Regions from separate parts of the Homo sapiens genome. Here region 1 is linked to region 2. A link is a loop called in an ENCODE intact Hi-C map of the cell type or tissue named here. Cell type or tissue: HCT116. All regions are shown on one strand. Links, peaks and the distances in the headings refer to the core of each region. The heading gives the core; the rest is flanking DNA.

Evidence for each region. A loop is a pair of places that touch in the nucleus more often than their neighbours do. Peaks named below come from ENCODE experiments on the same cell type or tissue, not always from the same donor. Only the 100,000 strongest peaks of a DNase experiment are listed, where the experiment ranks them.
Region 1: it touches region 2 in a loop (16-fold over the local background); 43 of 110 quality-filtered maps call a loop at or near these places.

Annotation. Positions count from the first base shown.
Region 1 is chr12:14,164,075-14,170,142 of GRCh38, forward strand. No RefSeq gene overlaps it. Among named protein-coding and RNA genes, the nearest start is that of GRIN2B, 190 kb to the left of the region's middle. In HCT116, for the core only: a CTCF peak has its summit at 3,146 (motif pointing left); a DNase peak (open chromatin) is centred at 3,127.
Region 2 is chr12:13,275,137-13,281,770 of GRCh38, forward strand. No RefSeq gene overlaps it. Among named protein-coding and RNA genes, the nearest start is that of EMP1, 82 kb to the left of the region's middle. In HCT116, for the core only: a CTCF peak has its summit at 3,191 (motif pointing right); a DNase peak (open chromatin) is centred at 3,185; H3K27ac peaks cover 434 bases.

The DNA.
Region 1 (6,068 bases), core at 1,759-4,258, 890 kb after region 2:
ATCTGTAGATTCCACTTAGATTTATTTGTAGAATTAATTACAGAAACTGTTTTATTCTTTTATATATATGACTTTTGTAGTAGTGTCTACCTGGGATATCTCAGTTTGCTGAGGTCACAAAGCCACTTGTTAAGATGTGATAGGACTATACTCAGATAGTACAGTGACATCACTAAACCTAAGGCTTACGGGAACCTAAGCCTCCATCATTTTCCTCCCACTTTTTGCCACACTCTAGCAGAGGTTTATTCAAGTTAGTATCTCTACTTCACTGGGAAGGATTGGGATTCAGCATTTTCATATTTTTCTCTTTGATTAACCATTCCCCCACTCAAGACTGGCATTTCCTGTTTCGGTTGGGCCTGTTTAGACACATGTTGCTCAGCACAGCTGGTTGGGCATTTGCAGTCCAAGTGATTATCCTTGCACTTTTATATGGTGGCAGCATGCTGCAACAGGAAGCACGATGAAACTGCAGGCAGAAGGCCTGGGTTCTGGTCCTAGTTTTCTCATTAAATACCAATATGACCGGCCGGGCGTGGTGGCTCACGCCTATAATCCCAGCACTTTGGGAGGCCGAGGAGGGCGGATCACGAGGTCAGGAGATCGAGACCATCCTGGCTAACGCGGTGAAACCCCATCTCTAATAAAAATACAAAAATTAGCCAGGCATGGTGGCGGGCGCCTGTAGTCCCAGCTACTCAGGAGGCTGAGGCAGGAGAATGGTGTGAACCCGGGAGGCAGAGCTTGCAGTGAGCCGAGATCGTGCCACTGCACTCCAGCCTGGGTGACAGAGCAAGACTCTGTCTCAAAAAATAAATAAATAAATAAATAAATAAATAAATAAATAATACCGATATGACCTTGAATAAGTCATTTCATTCTTCTATGTCTCCATTTATCTGTAAAATGGGGAAATCCAAAACATACCATCTCTAGGGACACTTTCAGAAATAACATTGGATGCTTCTACACTTTACTTGAAAGGCACTTTATTCATTCAATGCCTTTTCAAAGTACTTCTATAAAAAAGAAATTTCAGGGCCAGGAGCAGTGGTTCACATCTATAATGTCAGCACTTTGGGCAGCAGAGGCAGGAGGACCCCTTGAGCCCAGGAGTTCAAGACCAGCCCGGACAACATAGTGAAACCCTGTCTGTACAAAATAAAAAGTTTTTAAAATTTGCCAGCCATGAAAGCTCACATCTGTAGTTCCAGCTACTTGGGAGGCTCAGGTGGGAGGACTGCTTGAGCCCAGGAGGTTGAGGCTGCAGTGGGCCATGATTGTGCCACCATAGTCCAGCCCAGGCAACAGAGCAAGTCCCTGTCTCTAAAAAAAAAAAAAAAAAAAAAAACAAAGAAAAAAATATTTTTTAAGAAATCTCAGAGCCACCTTATAATCAGAACACAGAATGATATGGTTGGAAGTCATGCTTTATAGAATTCTGATTTTTTATATATTTATATAAAAACATCTTGTATGATTATCCAGAATAGCATTGCCAACTCATCAAGCTTTCAGGGACGAGAGAGAGGGTGAGTACATTGCTTCTGCTAGAGTTGAAATTAATAGCTCTGGGCTGGGCACTGTGGCATGTGCCTGTAATCCCAGCACTTTGGGAGGCTGAGGTGGGCAGATCACTTCAGGCCAGGAGTTCGAGACCAGCCTGGCCAACATGGTAAAACCCCATCTCTACTAAAAATACAAAAATTAGCTGGGCATGGTGGCACACACCTGCAATCCCAGCTACTCAGGAGGCTGAGGTGGGAGAATCGCTTGAACCTGGGAGGAGGAGGCTGCAGTGAGTCAAGATCATGCAACTGCACCCCAGCGTGGGTGATACAGCAAGACCCTGTCTCAAAAACAAGAAAAAAAAAGAAAGAAATTAACAGCTCTGAACCCTACCAAAGACAGCAAAAGGAACTCTATTTTCCCCTCAAGCCCAGCATAGAATTTGTTATCTACCTACAATGGTTGGTTTTTATGTGTCAACTTAGCTAGGCCACTGTACCCAGATATTTGCTCAAACACATCTGGAGATTCTGTGAAAGTATTTTTAGATGAGATTAACATTTAAATAAGTAAACTCTGAGTAAAAGCAGATTACTCCCCATAATGTGGGAGGGCCTCATCTAATAAGTTGGAATCCTTAAAAAAAAAAAAAAAAAAAAAGACTGAGATCCCCTAAGGAAGACGGAATTTTCTGCCAGCAAACTACCTTTAGGCTCAAGCTGCAAAAATCAATTCTTCCCTGGGTCTCCAGCCTGCTGGTCTACCCTATGGATTTTGTACTTGCCTATCATGGGAGTATATATATACACACACACATATATATGCATACATATATTTATATATAGGCATCTATATATTTATATATGCATATATATTTATATATAGGCATCTATATATCTACATATATGCCTATATATATTTATATATAGGTGCATATATATATATATATAGGCATATATATATATATATTTAGAGAGAGAGAGAGAGAGAGATCCTTTCGTTCTGTTTCTCTGGAGAACTCTTCCTGGACATAGAGGAAAATCTCATCCTGCCCTTATCCCCTCCCTTTATCCCATGAAGTTCTATTCCCCTGCCAGAAGATCCACTCACCTCAATAACAAATGCAACTGAAAGGGATCAATAAAGTGCCATGCACATGTTTGTTAACATAATAACAGTTATCATCATCATCATTATTGTCATTTTAGTCAGACCATTTGAGAAACTAGACGTGGGGCCAACTGCGTATGCCCAGTATTATACAATGTGAAAGCCTGGGGTCTCTAAGGGAAGGCAGACCACACAGGGCAGGGGGCTATTGTGCTTTGCTTCCACAACCCACAACCCAGCCACACATCAGATTATTGAAACCACTCCTGCGAAAGAACAAAATTGGTTGATTATGCATTCATCCCACATAACTCTTGGCTCTAGCAATTCTCTACACCTCCGGAGATCTCTCATCTTCCTCTTCATCTACATTATCCAGAAAAGAAAAAAAGCCAGCTGTCAGAGGGAGTAATCTTTTTAGCACTTTTCCAATCAAAACCAGCCTTTGCTGACTTCCCCTGACTTCCTAGAATAAATCCTGCCTGGTCCCCAAAAAGCCTGATGGCTTTTTAGTGCACTGGCTCCACCTAGTGACTGCTAGAGAGAATGCACCCAAACTTTCTTGGTTTGGATCGAGGTTACAGAATTGACAGCTAAAAAGTCAGACAAGTTATTCACGATAGCCAGACGTTGATTTGAATTCCAAAGACTTCTGAGAAACACTGTATATAGCTCATTTTAGGAGTACCTAGCATAAGGTTAAGAGTATGTATTTTAAGTTCAGGTGTCTCTGAGTGCAAAATCTTGTTCAGCCTCCTACCACATTTTGCCTATATGACTTTGGACAAGTCATTTACCTTATTTAAGCTTTAAGGCACTTATTTGTAAAAACTGAGTTAATTGTGAATACTTACTAGAAATTTTGTAATAATTAATATAGATAGATAGTAGATGGATAGAGTGCTTAATAGACTACTTCATCCATAATAAACAATCAATAAACCATAGTTATTTCTATTAGCTACTTGGAAGACTTCCATAGAATATCCATTTCTCTGTGGGTCGATGCTTCTTACCCTTTTAACTGAGCTAAATAGGAGATTATGATCAATTTTTAAAGGCTACTTTAACACAATTTGAGTCTGATAGATACAGATTTCCCTGCAGGAATTATGTATTCTTTGCCATGCTACTGCCTAGAGAGTAAATATTCTATTTTATTTATTTATTTAAGACATAGTCTCACTCTGTTGCACAGGCTGGAGCGCAGTGATGCAACCATAGCTGACTGCAGCCTGGAACTCTTGGGCTCAAAGAATCCTCCTGCTTCAGCCTCCCGAGTAGCTGGGACTACAGGCGTGTTCCACCACATCAGGTTAATTTTTTTACTTTTTGTAGAAATGGAGTCTTAGTATGTTACCCAGGCTGGTCTCAAACTCCTGGACTCAAGCAATCCTCCCATGTAGGCCTCTCAAAGAACTAAGATTATAGGAGTGAACCACCATCGAGCTATAAATATTCTAGTGATTCAAGAAAGGCACTCAATTTTTTAATTAAATGTGTGTCACATATGCTCCTTTGTTTGGTACTTAGATGGAAGTTCAAAGTTCATTCTTAAATCTGAGACCTTGGGAATATAATCTTTTAAATTATCTCCTATATCTGTTCTCAAAATAAATCAACAAAATAATTTTGGGTCTTTCTTGAATGCAAAACCGAAAGCACTTTTTAAAGAGTGAGGAGGATCTGTTAGATGTTAAAGCACACCTGTTTAAGGTTGGCCATAATGTACCTTTGCTCAATCTCATAACCAAGTCTGACTTCCAGAATCCCTTAGTTTGTAACACCGCTGTCAACAGATGAACCCAGCCCTGCTCCTAGCCCTGTTCTTCCTTTTTGTTGGTTCCTAAGAAGCATATATTTTGTTTATAGTCCCATATTTCCCTATCCTTCATTCTGGATATAATTTTTCCACAAGGAAAAAGTATTTGTAGTATAAAGGACTGAATTAAGATCCATGGAATTTGCAAGCTTCTCTCAACTGAATTGATTCAAGTCATGAAACCATATACAAGTCACAGCCTAAGTCTCAGTTTTGTATTTGAAAAATGGTGATACCTCCCCATCTTACCCTACAAAGTTATGGTGAATATAATAAATTAGTGTAAGTAAAAGACCTATGTACATTACAAGATACTATACGAATATGAAACTAGCGCTTCCAGCTCAGGGTGAACACTACTAGTTTAAAATCCATTCCCAATCTTTTAAGTATGGAAACCCTCATGTGCCAGTTACTGTATTTTTACTGTATTTTACTGTAGTGATTGAGAAAATATAAGTTTTCATTTGGATTTCCATTCCCTCACAATAATTCCAAGGTCTCTCAAAGTGTCCTGGTCAGATACTTAGAATCACTGCCTAAATCAATAAGGAGATTAACCAAAGTTGGCCTCAACACACTGGGCTGCAGAATTTTTTCTTGTTTTCTGATTCCTCTAAACCAACTACTTTCCTTTCCTAAAGGTTTTCTATCACTTGCTAGGACTCCTGGTCCCCCTTCTTCTTTGCTGCTTTCTGGGATACTAGCCCATCTGTCACTTCTTCTGAAACTACTGATTATAAATTCCTAACAGTTATTCATAGTTAAACCTATATAAGTATACACCTCAAAAGAAGAAAACAAAATTGATGTCACACATTGAGATGGAAAGATCTGATTCCAAAGTACTGGTAAAAAGTACAAAAATACTCCCCTCCCCAGTCCTTGAGTTATTAATCATCTTGAGGTTGCAGTACTTAGACATCTGTTGGATAAAAGAACAGATTAGAGGGAGGCAAGGAAATCTGCCAAGACCTGAGGCAGATGCTTCCTCTTAGACTTGGACCTCGTAGCAATGCGACATGTTCTGACTCTTTTCTCAGATCTAAGTTTTAACATCGCATTTCTCCAATGTATTGGAACAGCTCCAGTAGAGGTAGAACTTGAACATAAGGAGTCCCAGGAATTATTGGGGCTACTTCATTCATTTATTCAAAAGAATTAATTGAGAGCCTACTCATTTAGCCTTGAATTATTCTAGGGCTGGAGATTTAGAAATAAAAGACATGCATTCAGGTGGGCAGGAACATCATTCATGACAGTGACTGAGTAAAAAGTGTTGAAAAAGAAATCAGCCCATGGTTTAAGCTCAAAGAACCAGCTGACTACAAGTCTTGTGCCTATGACTGGGCCTATGAATAACAGGTGGACACAGCAGCAGTCTCCTTCAGCACTGCTTGGTGTGTCCCTTGATACGGCTCTTCATTCCACTGACATGGAAGCAACAGGATTGATCATTATTTTCTAGAGCATATTTACCAATTAAAGCCATTGGAAACTGGAAAAAAGGATTATATATGCATATCAACCTTCAAATAGCATACATGTGAGTTTGGTGTGATCTACCAACCTCTCCTTAGTAGAACAGATGGAAGGCTAGGCTAGTCTAGCTAGTTCTGTTCCA
Region 2 (6,634 bases), core at 1,823-4,322:
TAAGCTTGTCTCATTCCAGAGCCCAAATGTCACTGTGCCCCTCACCACTTATCATGCCGCCTTGGCAACTGTCTGTGAGCAAGGCTTGCTTCTCGAGGACAGGAACCCTCAGCATATTCCCAGTGCCTAGAACAGTGCCTGGTATATGCTAAGTGTTCAGTGAGTGTTTGTTGACTAACTGAATAAACAAATAAATTTCAACAGAGCCCTCCCCTCCTCCAATAGTCCTTGAACCAAACCCAGGGACTTGGGTGGAGAGAAGTTCCTCTGTGCCCAGGAGCAGCAGCAGCAGATGGTGCTGCGGGGATATGCTCTCTCTTTACTCTTGCACCGAGCTGCTCTCTCTCCATCCCCTCTCCTCCTTCTCCGAAGCAGCCCCATGTGCTAGGAAGATGGCCAAGTGAGGCCACTAGCCTTCCAGCAGGAAACACCTGGCTGGTCAAAGCCTTTTGCAGTGCTTTGTTTCCACAATAACCTTTTATTTGCCTCTCTCTCTTAGATTTCATGCAAAGCCAACTGGTATTTTTTTAAACAGCTGAGAACACCAGATGGAAGGGTAGGGGGAGGTGGAGGCACAGTGAAAGGCAGGAAGGGGGCAAGAAAGGGCTGTGGATGAGAGGGACGTCCTGAAACATGTGAGGTCGGGAAAATGCCAGACAGGTCAGCAGAGGTAGGGAAGGAAAAAAGAGCTGAAAAGACCAGCAGCCACCATATGTGTGCATGCACATGCACGCCGCACTTTCAACATACCATTAAAATAGAGAAAGAAACGTTCTGGTTTCCGTAGCAACAAGGCCTATTGGTGCCTCAGCCAGAGAAACTTATTGGAAAGAAAGGCATTTGCCTGTTAAGGAGCCTGATGAATCGGGAGATAATTATACAGCATTCCACCACCACTAAAGACACACAAATACACTCCAGAAAATATTTTAAAGAGCATAGATTGTCACAAATCCCACAAAGGCAGTGGGTGGGAGTGAGGCAGCAGGCGAGGAAAAAAGGCGACTGGAACGGTTCTAGGTGAACACCTAGGGAGGGGGCCCATGTGAGGTGGAGACTGGAACCAGCTCACAGGTCAGTTGTCAGAGGCAAACATGAGGCAGAGCTTGACATACTGGTATTTGATTCTAAGGGGCCAGCACACTGAGTCCTATCTTCTTTGTCCTTTTGGGAAGTGGGTGGGTGGATCTGTCATGTCTAAACAGTTAGATCCAGTATGAGAGGGTTCGCTGAGAGCAGTGGGATCAGCGCTGTTAGGGCACTGCTTCTGCGGCGGAATGAACTGTGTGAATGTCATAGGACATCTGCTCCCCCAGATGGGGTGGGACAGAAGAGGAGAATCTTCAACACTGAGTAGAGGATTGTAGAATCTTCCTTAGGGTAGAAGGAAAGGAGATACACAATTGTACTTCTCATAACGCAGGACACTGGGCTGGGCACATAACAATTGCTATATAAAATACATAGTGAGTGAATGAAAGATGGAATGGATACATGGATGGATAGATGATTATGTGAGTGACTTGATGAATAAATGGACAAAAAAATTGTGAATAACCAGGTCCCTGACTTCTCTCCTCTTGCTCATCCCTAGGAACTTAATTGCAAATCAGTTTTGTCCTCCAGAAGAAGGTCACTGAGTAGTCAGAGGTTCCGTGGTGAAGCCTTTAGATAAGAGTCATGCCCTGCAATAAGCCCCAAGATCTGGGGCTAAAGACAGCCCGGCATCTTCAAGAGCCTATTACCTTTGAAGATTCAGATGTGTTGCATATGTTCTCCTTCCTCCTTATGGATGATACACCTTGTGATATGCCCTTCCAGTGTTCCACCCTGAATTAGAGGGAAGAGCTTGCCCACTTCATCACAGCACCAGGACCACTTTCTGTAGCTCTTGGGGCTCAGGTGAGCCCTCAACTTCTGTCTGAGGGAGTTTTCCTATCCTCTGATCGCTGATAGTGCTCCGTGAGCCCCTCAGCTGGCCCTTTCTTTACACATTGGTGTCTAGAATCATGACTTCTTATTCAGTTTTTCCTGTGTGTATGTTGCTCCTCTCCCACTACACTAGTGGGAGAAGCCACTTGGAGAACCTCTTCATAGCCGGAGCCACTAGCAGGCCGCATATCAAAGAATTGCATATTTGCAATGTTGACACCAAGGAGAAGGACACTGATCTCTAGCCTTTAAGAATTGGCTGAAGCCATCAGACTCCACCCTCAGCTAAGATCAGCTCTGTGCCAAGAAACCCCTTGTACACTAAACACACATACACCATACGCAACATTTTGTGGGTGATGCCTGGTTGTCTTGCATGGCAGACACGGGCTAGAGGGCTGTGTGAACTGATGAGAAAGAAAGGGAAGGAGTCAGGGAAAGTCCCAGAGGACTCATCCCCTTGCTACTCATAGGCACTTGACTATTAATGAACTGAGTCTGTCACAGTCACAACACAAAGGGGTCCTGCCAGGGAAGGGAACGCAGAACCACAATAGACGGCTTCTTTGTCCTGGAAGTAGAGATGAGGCAGGATTCTCCTTATCACCACAATCTTAGCAGTGCGTTTTGCTTATATTTTGTTTTTTGAATAAGGAAAAGAAGGTTCAGCGAGGTTGAGCAAATTGCTCAAGGTCACATAGTTAGCGTATAGATACGTATTGAATTTACACTGTCCCTCTCCAATGTCCAGGCTGTCAACTCTGGTATTATATTGACTGTTTGGACTTAGGCTCACTGAAGGCACTGGAGGAAGCCAAAGTATGTTTTATTTCTTTGAATGAATGCCTCTTTGAAAACACAGCCTGCTTTGGGAATATGAAAGAGAAAAAACAGGTCAGAGTTCTTTTGCTACTTAAAATGAAGATGAGGGAAACGGTTCAGAACAGAGAAAAACTTATAAGTCTTATTTTGTGTAAGCATCATATTAAACATATTCCATTCCAACTATAAACAGATTTTCACATTTCCACCTTCCCCCTCCCATTACCCTGCATCAGCCCCCACCATCCCCAACAGATTGTTCCCTTCCTTCCTGTTTATATTATAAGAAAGCAAAATTGGCTTCCCCTTCATTCTCCACCTCCCACCCTGCACCATCTGGGGGTGCATAGCTCTTACCCCGTTTTTTGTTGTTTTTTTTTAATACTCCCTCGACTTCGTGTCCAGCGGCCCATTCGATTTTGAAGCTCCGCAGAGAGTGCCTCCAGCGGCCGCCAGGGGTCGCAGTCGAGCAGCTGGCGCCGCCTCTGTGCAGGGGAGCAGGGGCCGCTGGCCGGGAATCGCAAGCCGGTCTCCTGTACATATTAGCGCGCAGCATTAATCAGGCCGCAGCCTCTGCAGTGCTTTCCGAGGGGAGTCAGAGACTAGGGCTGGGAATGAGACCGGGCCTTTTCGGGCCACTAGAGCCGGGCCACCTCAACTCTCCCGCCCTAGGCTCAGAGCACACAGTGCTCAACGAAGTGCAGCGAGGCCAGCTGCTCGCCTGGCCCAGGGTCGAGCCTTGCCTCCCAGGATTCCTAAACATACGGGACCTGTGAGTCTGTGGACAGCAGTGCCTGCCAGGCCTGAATTCATCAGGAGTGGCGGGAGGTGGCGTAGAGGGGCAGCTCTTGATGTAGATCGGGAGGACACCTCCTCTCCCTCCCCTGCCCTCTTACTGACCCCAGCCCCTCGACAACACAGGCCCCTAGAAGCCAAGTGGCAGCTCTGTCCCTGCACACGCGTGGGCACTCCCCAGACCCCTGCCAGTTCTCAGGTCACCCTCAGACAGATTTGGCCAAACCTCCCATGGTCTTCTCATGTGCCTGGAAAGCCAGGCCTCTGCCAGAAGCTTATCAGATGGGAGGCAGAGCAGGGGAGGGCCAGCACGTGCTTCCTCTAGCATGAATTTTTCAACATTACATTTTCATCTCTCTGCCCTATTTCTCTCAATTCTCATCTCTGAAAAGAGCAGCGCAATTCCCTCCCACTGCCCTTTTTAGAGACGGATCTGCTTCTTCAGATTTGATGCAATTACTGGGCAACTAAGATGGAGGCACTAGGGGAAGAAAGGGGGAGCGGGAACAGAGGGGAGGGGAAAGGGCTTGTCAGCCCTGAGACCCGCAGGTGCGCCCGGGAGAAGCTGTGGCTCCGAGACGCTTGCCACTCCTGGGCAACACTGTTGAGCCCTTTTACTCAAACCATTGAGGTGAAACACCAGGGGCCCACGATGCGCCTCCACTTTTCCTTCCTCTTTCTCCATCTGCCTCTCCCTTTCATCCCTTCTTCCCTTCCTTCCTTTCTTCTTTCCTTAGAGACAGACACAAGCACACATATAGACATTCCTATGCATGTGCTTATAATACAAGTCATGCTTGGATCTTTTATAATAAGTTCTAAAGGGATAAGATACTATGGGGGGGGGAGAGAGATCTGATCAGTTTGGTGAAATAAGTGGGATTTGAGTTGGATCTTGAAGAATGGGTAGGACTTCTGCAAGAAGGAGGAAGGCAGGCCAGTGACAGAGAAAAGCTTGAACAAAGACATAAAAGTGACAGATGCCACAGCAGTTGGAGAGAGCCATGAGTAGGCTGCAGTGGCTCCATAGAAGGTAGAGGAGAAGAGGATGTTTTGGGCACAAGCCTGCAAAAGTTAGACCAGAAAATGGAGAACCCTAGAGCCCAAATGAGGAGTTAGTGCATTGGTCTTTGGACTGCAAAGCCCATCAAAGGTTTTCATGGCACAACAAATCTGTGGTTGTATTAGTTCATTCTCACACTGCTGTAAAGACATATCTGGGACTGGATAATTTATAATGAAAAGAAGTTTAATTGGCTCACTGTTCTGCAGGTTGTACAGGCTTCTGCTTCTGGGGAGACCTCAGGAAGCTTACGATCATGGCAGAAGGCAAAGGGAAAGCAGGCACATCTTCATATGGCTGGCAGGAAATAGAGAGTGGGGTGGGGAGCTGGGGGAGAGGTGCTATACACCATTAAACAAGCAGAACTTGGGAGAAGTCTATCACAAGAACAACAAGAGAGAAGTCCTCCTCCATGATCCAACCACCTCCCACAAGCCCTTTCCTCCAACACTGAGGATTAATTACAAGATTTGGGTGGGGACACAGATGCAAATCATATCAGTGGTTTAGGGATATTTCTTCAAAGGATGGGTAGATAAGGGATTGAGGTGCTGGGGGTTGGCAGCTGGGCATGGAAGGTTTGGGGGGCTGTTGTGGTAGTACAGATGGAGACAGTCAGGGCCTGACTTTGGGCTGCCACACTGGAGCAGAGAGTGTGAGACACCATGAGGAGAGGCTTTACACTTGCTCCTCAACACCCTCTTCCCACCTCTGCCCCTCCATCACTCCCCATCACAGCTGATGATCTCCTATCACACTTCACTGAGAAATGGGAATGATTGGAGGAGAACTCCCTTTTCTCCCAACCACCTGGTCTACACATGAACCTGTGTGTACCCAGTGTACCCATTTTCTCTTTTCCTCCTCTTAGTATGGAAAAAAATTCCCTTCCTTCCTGTTTATATTATAAGAAAGCAAAACTGGCTTTCCTCCACTCTGCCTTTCTCAAGGACTTTTCTTCCTCATTACTCCCTTTTTCTCCTGCATCGTCAGTCCCTCCCTCTTTAATGTTCATTCTCACCAACACATAAATATGCTCTATCATTCTGCAGCTTCACAAAAGTCTCCAATGCTACATCCCTCTCTACCTAGAGCCTCATCTGTAATAAAACTTTTCCAAAGTCTGCACACACTGATTCTATCTCTTCACCTACAAACTACTCTTCAGTTTGCTCTGATCTGGCTCATTACATTACTTTACCAAAATTACCCTTCAATCTCTAACATTCTAAATCCAGCAGGTAGTTTTCTGGCCTTATATTGGCTCTTCCATTCATATTTGGCATACTTGACCCCACTGTCCTCTGTGAAACACTCTTTTTCTTAGTTTCATGACATCATAGCTGCTTGTATTTTTTCTATATCAGTGACCTCTGCTTCTCATACAGTTCTAGTGGCTTCTGCTTTTGGAGAAGATGAACAAATACTGAAGTGCCCCAGGACCTTGTCCCGGGATCCCTTTTCTTCCTTTCTCTTCCTGTCTCATCTACTCTCTTCTCTTCATCGATGTACTCCCATGGCATAAATACCATCTCTCCAGTGATGCCTCCAGATAGATCCCCATCTCAGAGCCCTCACCATGGAGGCCCAGGCTCTTACATCCAACTGTCAAATTGACATCTCCACCAGCGTGTCTCATTGGAATCTTAAATTTAGCATATCTAAAACAAAACTCTTAATTCTCTTCTGTACCCAACTGCCAGCTGGTTCTGTCCCTCTCTCTATGTCCCCAATTCAAGAAATGGCATTATCATCCACCTAGTTGCTTACACTAGAACTCTTGAGTCGTCCTTGATTCCTCCCTTTTCCTCATCTCTATATCCCATCCATCAGCAAGTTCTATCAGGTTTACTTCCAATATAGGTCTCAAATTGGCCCATTTCTCACCATGATCACTGCCATCCTGGAGTTTAAGCTGCCATGATCTCTTACCTGGCCTGGTGCAAAAGCTTTGAACTTGTCTCTCTGCTCTGCCTCTTGCCCCTTCCTCCCCATAATTCATTCTTCATGCATCAGTGAAAA